2 separate regions of the Homo sapiens genome follow, and region 1 is linked to region 2. Evidence: chromatin contacts called from ENCODE Hi-C data. All regions are on one chromosome and are shown on one strand. Each heading gives the region's core, a stretch centred on a gene start or an enhancer-like site at or near the end of the contact. The rest is flanking DNA. Distances are from core to core; before and after follow the strand shown. Region 1 holds the start of TPMT (thiopurine S-methyltransferase). Region 2 holds the start of GCNT2 (glucosaminyl (N-acetyl) transferase 2 (I blood group)).

The links. A loop is a pair of places that touch in the nucleus more often than their neighbours do. Pooled maps may share reads with other maps.
Region 1: a pooled map shows a loop between it and region 2 (4-fold over the local background). The contact joins the promoter of TPMT here to the promoter of GCNT2 in region 2. A Hi-C loop is called at or near these places in 2 of 168 maps with a recorded cell type or tissue (B cell and OCI-LY7), 1 of 37 single-sample maps with no recorded cell type and 3 of 50 pooled maps.

The regions. Positions count from the first base shown.
Region 1 is chr6:18,152,335-18,156,393 of GRCh38, forward strand. It overlaps TPMT (thiopurine S-methyltransferase), which reads right to left and starts at 2,743. Exons shown (of 9, transcript NM_000367.5): 1 at 2,699-2,743. It overlaps KDM1B (lysine demethylase 1B), which reads left to right and starts at 3,088. Exons shown (of 22, transcript NM_001364614.2): 1 at 3,088-3,237; 2 at 3,549-3,592. RefSeq lists a silencer at 2,789-3,348 and an enhancer at 3,789-4,028.
Region 2 is chr6:10,519,094-10,523,443 of GRCh38, forward strand. GCNT2 (glucosaminyl (N-acetyl) transferase 2 (I blood group)) reads left to right here and starts at 2,258. Exons shown (of 5, transcript NM_145649.5): 1 at 2,258-2,324. It overlaps LOC101928146 (a long non-coding RNA gene), which reads right to left and starts at 2,313. Exons shown (of 3, transcript XR_001743961.2): 1 at 2,255-2,313. RefSeq lists enhancers at 1-49, 129-824, 2,545-2,604.

The sequences.
Region 1 (4,059 bases), core at 1,493-3,992, 7.6 Mb after region 2:
ACTTTATGCCTTAAAAAAAAATTCTGTTATTTTCAGGAGACAGCAAAAACAGATTAAAGTAGATACTGAACCATAGTTCAATATCCTATCTCTACTCCACACATTTGTATTTTCAAATAATTTTCTACAGCTTCTTTTTTTGCATGGGAAATGCACACTAAGGAAACTGAAAAAAGACATGTACAATGTAAACTAACAATAAAATTCAAAGCCTCTCAACTGACTGAAGGCACACTTTCTTTCCTTTTCTTTCTTTCTTTTTTTTTTTTTTGAGATGGAGTTTCGCTCTTGTTGCCCAGGCTGGAGTGCAGTGGTGCGATCTTGGCTCACTACACACTTTCTTGGCTAACGGGACCCCAGAGTAACCTTGAAAACTGAGTTCTGGGCCAAGAGTAGATAGAGCGTCAGATACAACTCTATACCTCCTCTCTTGCTAACCACAATTAGGCTTTGTTCTATAAGGACTTAAGGGAAACCAGCCCTTTCAAAAGATTCTACCACTGATATCAACCAACCCCCTGATGCTGCCCCTCCTTTTGTGCCTGATAAGAGATCACAGACCACAGAATGGTTCTGGCCAGTCTACTGAGAATGCACAGTAAGGGTTTTTCTGTCCTCTGCTTCACCTTTTGATATAAGAGGGCCAAAAACTCCATCCTGTGATTGTGGTAACACCGCCATTTTTTGTGCATGGTACCCATGAAGCTCAATTACTCATGGGTACTTTCCTCCTTTCATAAATATTCATGAGTCATCCTACAGCTTACTGAATATGTATATTTGGCCACCTTCCTCAGCATAAATTCCTGTTCCCTTTGCCCCTCCCTGGAAGTGTCAGTTTCTGGCTTCTGGCCTGCGGCTACACTTCTCAGCCAGTCAGAATGGCTGCTCTACAGTCTGAAACCATTCATGAGAAAGAGTTCTCCTTTCTAAATTATGAACTTCTCATTCTTCAGCTGACAGACCATAACTGCAGATCCATCTGAATGTATGAGGAAAATGCCTTTCCTTTCAATGTCAACTCTGCAATATTAAGGACAATATAACACCATTATTCTAACATTCCCTTTAAATCATTAGTGAAACTAGTTTGGATTATACTAGCATGCTATTATTGGTGGTTCTAATTTAATGATTAATCTGTGAAATAGCAAACATTGCATAAAAGCATGTATTTCAGGCAAATTTCCCCTTTTGTTGCCAAATTTGGCCTCAGTATGCTTAGGATATAGGGAGGAGGCATTTCTCTCATTACCTGGGAACATGAATTCACTTCTTAGCAAATATTTGTTGACAAATGGCTTCTGCAAGACCCTGATGGTATCAGGAGGTGACTCTGAGTTTTCTGAGAGGTCAGTAGAAAGTATCTGATTTATATTGGGTACAGAAAAGCAAAAGAATGTTGCAGTTTTCTCATTTTCATTCAGAAACTCTGGAACCTAAATTCAAGGCTTCATAAAGCAGTTCTCTACTTAAAAGAGAAGCATAATCTTTATCAGAGTTCCACAGCAGCCTGGAGTAGCACAACTCTATTCCTTTCACACAAACTTGAACTGTCTAACAAAATCATGCACATAACTTAATCATGTCTTAGTTGTTTGTTTTTGAGACAGGGTCTCTCTCTATCCCCCAGGCTGGAGTGCAGTGGTGTAATGACACTTCCGTCTCCAACACTGGGGCTCAAGCGATCCTCTCACTTCAACCTCCTGAGTACCTGGGACTATAAGGGTGCACCACCATGCCTGGCTAATTTTTAAATATTTTGTAGAGACAGGGTCTTGCTATGTTACCCAGGCTGGTCTCAAACTCCTGGGCTCAACGTCTTAGCTGTTCTAACAGTTTCTCAGCATGGACTCCACTTGTATACATCATTTCTAGAGAAATAAAGTTTATTTCTATAATACAAAAAAAGTGCACATTACAAGAATTAAGGAAGGGAAATTTCACAAAAATTTCTGCCCACAAACAAAGTCCTCAAGTTGTTCTAGTCTCCATTCTCACCTTTTCAAAAGCTTCTGCTATAGTTTTGTTTTTAAATTTCATAAAATTGAGAAGAAACTTTCCTAAGGTGCACACATCTTAAAAGAGTATGACTCGGTGAATTTTTTACATATACATACACCTGTGTAACCACCGCAGAGCAAGACAGAATATTTACAGCACCCCAGTTTCCCACATCACCAGGGATCACTCACTATTTGGCAGTACTTATTTTTTCCCAAAAATCACTAATACACCAGGCTGGGGAAAAAACCGAGAGTCCGTTTCTATAAAAAAAAATTTGAAAAATTAGCCAAGCGTGGTGCAGCGAGCCTGTAGTCCCAGTTACCGAGGAGGCTGGGGCGGGAAGATCACTTGAGCCCAGGAGTTCCAGGTTACAGTGAGCTATGATTGTGCCACTGCACGCTAGCATGGGCGACAGAGGGAGACCCTGTCTCTAAAAGAAAAAAGAAAAAAAAATAATTAAAACACACCAGTGCTTTGGAAGCACTTTAAATCCTGGACATTGGATTCAGGTCATTTACTGTCCGACCTCGTTATTCCCAGTTTCCGCTTCTGCCCTGAACCCCACTTCACAGGGCTGATTGCTAGGCTGTCTACGCTTGTAAGAATTCCTGGGAGCCCTAGCACGGGCGCATACACTCCTAGCAAATCGTTCCCTTTCTCACCCGCACCCTCCGCGCCCGAGTGAGCCTACCTCGCTTACAGCTGGTTGCCGGCCATTGCCTCCGCCACCAATGACGTCCCCAGGGGCGGGTACGCCTCCGCTTCCACCTCCGCCACTTCTCCGCGCCCCGCCTCCGCCCGCGCCCCGCCTCCGCCCGCGCCCCGCCTCCGCCCGCGCCCCGCCTCTTTCCCGCGCCCCGCCTCTTTCCCGCGCCCCGCCTCAGTTCCCGCCCCCTCTCCCGGCGCCCCGTCTCCACTCCCGCCCCGTACCTCGTTGCACAGACTCCACCCACTTCCCCAAGCGCCGGGGTTTGCGCAGCGGCGGAAATGGGCAGGGCGGAGCGAGCGCTGCGGCTAAAGCGAAGGCGGGGACCCTACCCATCCCTAGTCCTGTCGGCTCCTCCCACCCCGGGTCACGCCGTGACAGGGGCGGAAGCGGCGGCGGCGGCGGCGGCCGAGAAGAGGCTGGGGCTCGCGGCGCGGCTGCAGCCGTCCTGTGCGCGCGGCGCGCGGCTCCGGAGAGGCGCCCGCAGTCCAGGGCGGCGCGCACCGCCTCGCTGGCGCTCAGAGGTGGGAGGCTCCCCACTCCGGGGGCGTGCGTGGGGGCCGTGGCGGATTTCGGGTGACAGCGTTGCACAAAGCAGCTTGGTTGGGGTGCAAGCCCTCCCTTTCCCCCTGTGCAGCGCCCCTCGCCGTGGTGGGAGGTGGGCGGGTGCCCCAGGGACGGATACCTCCTGCCCCGGATTAAAAGAGGGTGCGGGGTGGGTATCTGTCTGAAGAAGGGGGAATTCCCGGGCTAGGGTGTTGGGGCGTGGGGTCGCCGGGTTCGTCGCGATGTTGCCGGTCGGCTAACCCCCCTACAATGTTTCCTTTCTGTACAGCGGTGCCTTTTCCCCGAGACTCCCGGCACCTCTTCAGCGCAAAGGTGAGCCCCGGGGCAGTTGCTTCTCCGACTTCGAAAAGCTTCCGAAAGCTTCTCGGAAAGCGAGGCGGCTGCAGCTGGCACCGGGAGTTTGGGGCTCCCTCCTGGGGACTGTCAGAGCCGCGGGAGAACCCCACGGTCCTGGAGTAGGAACTCCCTCGCTTGTTCTTCCCGGCCGATAGGGTGCGGCCAGGAGCCCGCACAGCCTTGCAGGTGTTGTAGTAATTCTCTGGCACAGCCACCACGCGTTGAGACTTGATGAGCATTGCCAGGTTGCTGGGGTAACTCCTCTGGGATTGGAGACCTGGAGGAGGGGTGGCCCGATTAGGGTAGCTGTTAGTCAACGGCCGGGCAGCTGACAGGTGAAAGAGGAAGGAAGAGGCCGACCCAGCTGTAGAAAGTTGGGGTTCAGTGATGTGGAAACCAGCCACATAGAAGTCCAGTCTTCCCTTGGGTAAGCCTGCAGGACT
Region 2 (4,350 bases), core at 1,008-3,507:
AATTGTAGATCTGGGCCCAACACACACAATGCAGCGTAAGATGAGGGAGAAGATAACCAGTCACGACCATTAAAATTGTTCCTTTCCAATTAGAAAAAAATAATTCATGACCATTTTATAAAATGTGGAAAATAGGAAAAAAATACATAGAAGAAAGTAAAATTTACCATAATCCTAAAACTCTAAAATAAATGCTGTTAAAACAGTTGGGCTTCTTTTAGTCTTTTCAAAATAGGTCATTTTAAGAATTGTTGATTTGGCCAGGCGGGGTGGCTCACATCTGTAATCCCAGCACTTTAGGAGGCCAAGGTGGGCAGATTACTTGAGGTCAGGAGTTCGAGATCAGCCTGACCAACATGGAGAAACCCCGTCTCTACTAAAAATACAAAAGATTAGTCGGGCGTGGTGGCAGGCGTCTGTAATCCAGCTACTTGGGAGGCTGAGACAGAATTGCTTCAACCCAGGAGGCGGAGGTAGCAGTGAGCCGAGATTGCACCACTGCATTCCAGCCTGGGTGACAGAGCAAGGCTCCATCTCAAAAAAAAAAGAAAAGAAAAAGAAAACAGACGACAGGTGCAGTGGCTCACACCTGTAATCCCAGCACTTTGGGAGGCCAAGGTGGGTGGATCACCTGAGGTCGGGAGTTCGAGACCATCCTGACCAACATGGAGAAACCCCGTCTTTAATAAAAATACAAAAAATTAGCAGGGCATGGTGGCGCATGCCTGTAATCCCAGCTACTCGGAGGCTGAGACAGGAGAATTGCTTGAACCCAGGAGGCAGAGACTGCGGTTAGCCAAGATCGTGCCATTGCCCTCCAGCCTGGGCAACAAGAGCAAAACTCGGTCTCAAAAAAAAAAAAAACGAAAAAGAAAAGAAAAATAATCATTGATTTGGGCCGGGTGTGGTGGCTCACGCCTGTAATCCTAGCACTTTGGGAGGCCAAGAGGGGTGGATCACTTGAGTCCAGGAGTTCAAGATCATCCTGGTCAACATGGTGAAACCCTTTCTGTACTAAAAATACAAAAATTACCCGGGCATAGTGGTGGATGCCTGTAGTCCCAGCTACTCAGGAGGCTGAGGCAGGAGAATTGCTTGAACCTGGGAGGCAGAGGGTGCAGTGAGCTGAGATTGTGACACTGCACTGGGTGACAGAGCAAGGCTCTGTCACAAAAAAAAAAAAAAAAAAAAAAAGTTGATTTGCTATTTCTTCAGTTTATCCTGGCTTTATGACTGGAAAAAAATTTTTTTTAACTCAGTTGGATTTTTTCTTTTTTTTTTTTTTTTTTTAAGTTGATGTCTCACTATGTTGCCCAGGCTGGTCTCAGAATTCCTGGGCTCAAACAACCCTCCCGCCTCAGCCTCCCTAGTAGCTGAAACTGCAGGTGCACACCACCATACCCTGCTTTATCCCCACTGAATTTTATAAGCTGCTTCTGACTGCAAAGTGTTTGGCAGAAGAGAGGGATATGGCTAAATGCACGGTATGACTAGCTTGTTTCCTGGGACAGGAATCAGTTCATTCCTGAAAGGGTATGTAAAGAGCCCGTTTGCCTGGCCTAGGAAAAGCCAGAGGTTCAGAGAGAGGAAGTGACTTGCTCAAGATATACAGCTTGCATTAGAGAGGAGAGAACTTGCCTTCTGAAAATGCCCAGGGCATTTTCTACTAAATTCTGCTGCCACCTTAGGATTCCCCTTCCCCAGTGTGGGTAGCATTTGAGCAGAACACATATCTAAATCTGTTAGAGGTTACCCTGGGGCAGAGACTATAAGATTTCCTACCAATAACTAAACATAAGAGTGGAACCTTAAACACGAGGGGTCTGTGAGGGAATCCAAAACTTCCCCTCTTGAAAAAGCAGCCTCTAAGGGGGCAAAATGGAGGGTAGTCTTAGGAAAACACCCAAATAATTATCCTGAGGTCTATCTTGGAGTGTCCTCATGAAAAACCCAGTTACACCCAGGGCAGTTACCTTTCTGAGCGGTTTCTTATAACATTCCTGGAGTGGAAAGTGATCAACTCAAAGCCCTCCAGGACTCTAGAGGCAGGGGATGAGCTGGTGTCAGGTAGCACCTGGTATCCAGCAGCTTAAAAAATCCAGACTCTAGGCAGGCTCTCTGTAGACGTGTGTTCTCCTGTCTCAGACTCTTAGGGCAGGCCTTGGGGGTGGGACTGAAAGCAAACAGACCTTCCCACTTTCACATTCCAGCCTCTGTTATTCCACTTAAAACGCTAGGGTTAAACTGCGTTTACCTTAAACAGGCTTACTGTGTTCACTGCTGGACGCCTCTGGGCAATCTTACCCTCCTGGGAACTGAGAGAGGTAGGTGGAGGTCAGCGTGCTGGGAAACTGGTGGAGGGAGGAAACTGCGGGGAGCTGGTCTTCTCGTGTTACCTCTGTTAAATCGCTGACAGCAGTTTAAGGTCCAATAGGCTGGTACTCAAATGGGCTGCGTGGATGTTTTATATTTCCAGAACCTAGCACAGTGCCGGGCATAAAGTAAGTACACCAAAAAATGTTGAATGAGTCATTTGGTCATGAGATTTCTGTTTTCAAAGGTTTTTTTTTTTTCAAAGAATAGCATGTTTGTATGTTGTTTCATTACATGATGGGCCTACTGGGCACGAGGGTTTTCCATCTGTCTCTAAATCATTAGTATCCTTCTGTATCTCAGTTACAACTTTTAACTTTGTAGGAAAGAACAACGTTCACTTCAGACTTAATGGTTTATGTTTCTCAGTTCCTTCAGGCAAGGGAAAATGTTTCCAGAATTTGATAAGGTACTTGGTACTGTCTGGCATTTAAATTTTTTTTTTTTTTTCCAGACATAGTCTCACTCTGTCACCCAGGCGAGAGTACGGTGGTGCGATCTCAGCTTACTGCAACCCCCACCTCCTGGGTCCTGCCTCAGCCTCCTGAGTAGCTGGGACTACAGGCATGCACAACCAAGCCCGGCTAATTTTTGTATCTTTAGTAGAGATGGGGTTTCATCATGTTGGCCAGGCTGGTCTCAAACTCCTGACTCCATGTGATCCACCTGCCTCAGCCTCCTGAAGTGCTGGGATTACAGGCGTGAGCCACCGTCCACAGCCTGAAATGTATTTTATTTAATTAGTTGCTGTGAGGTATGAACATTCCTGTGAGGTATGAACCTCATTTGATAATAGGTAAAATTGAAAATGAAGCTCTGGGCCATGTAGAAAAGTAGTAGATCCATATTGCCATTCTATGAAAACCCATCTTCTGATATTAAAGACAGGTCTACTAAGTAAATTCAGGTTTTGCCAAACTCAAAGCTACTTTTCTGTTTTCCTTATTTTTAAATGTAGGCCTTTGAGAGTCGTCACTTGTAAATAGTCTTTCTGCACCTGGTAGTAGATTGGCCAAATAGAGGGTAGTTACCTGTAGGCTGTGGTTTTCCAGAAGAAATAGGGAGACTGTAATCCCAGGCCCTGGGGACCCTACAGCGTAAAGGATCTGTTTCTTTGCACTCTGTTCTGATTGAACAGCATATTGCAATTATCGGAAGAAGGGAGGCTATATTCTTTCATGTAATTATTCTTAGTGATCAGAAGCTTGAGGTCTCCCTTGTGGAAGTATTCTACCTATGGCAGTAATTTTTGGTTCCTGTAACTTCAAAATCCTATCAAGGACTTTCTGAGCGATAGAGGTCGGGAGGGTAAGAGCAAAACTCCATCCAGAAAGGTGAAAACAACAAACAAAGCCTCGGGCACGGAGATTGGGCTGCTGTTCTAGCTTCTCATAATATCCCATTTATAGAATACACTCAATCCTCAACTCCAGGGTAACTTTCTGCAACAGTAAAATTAGACTTAAAACGAATGAGGTTCTCCAGCTCTGGCTTCTCCCGGAGACCCTGGCTTGGAAAGCCTGGAGTTGTCAGATATCTTTTCATGTGCAAACGCAGGCGGAAAGTGCCTTTAAGGCCTCGACTCCGCCTAGTAACTGAGCTGCTATTTAACTTTGCTCAGTCTTGCATTGCCTCAAAGTTATTTGACTGAGCTTGAAAAGACCAGCTTTCAGCCAGGCGCGGTGTGGCTCATGACTGTAATCCCAGCACTTTGGGAGGCCGAGTCAGGCGGATCACCTGAGATCAGGAGTTCGAGACCAGCCTACCAGCATGGTGAAACCCCATCTCTACTAAAAAGAAAATACAAAAATTAGCCGGGTGTGGTGGCACATGCCTGTAACCCCAGCTGCTCGGGAGGCTGAGGCAGGAGAATTGCTTAAACCCGGGAGGCAGAGGCTTCAGTGAGCCGGGATGGCGTCATTACACTGCAGACGGGGCAACAAGAGCGAAACTCCGTCTCAAAAGAAAAAAAAAAAA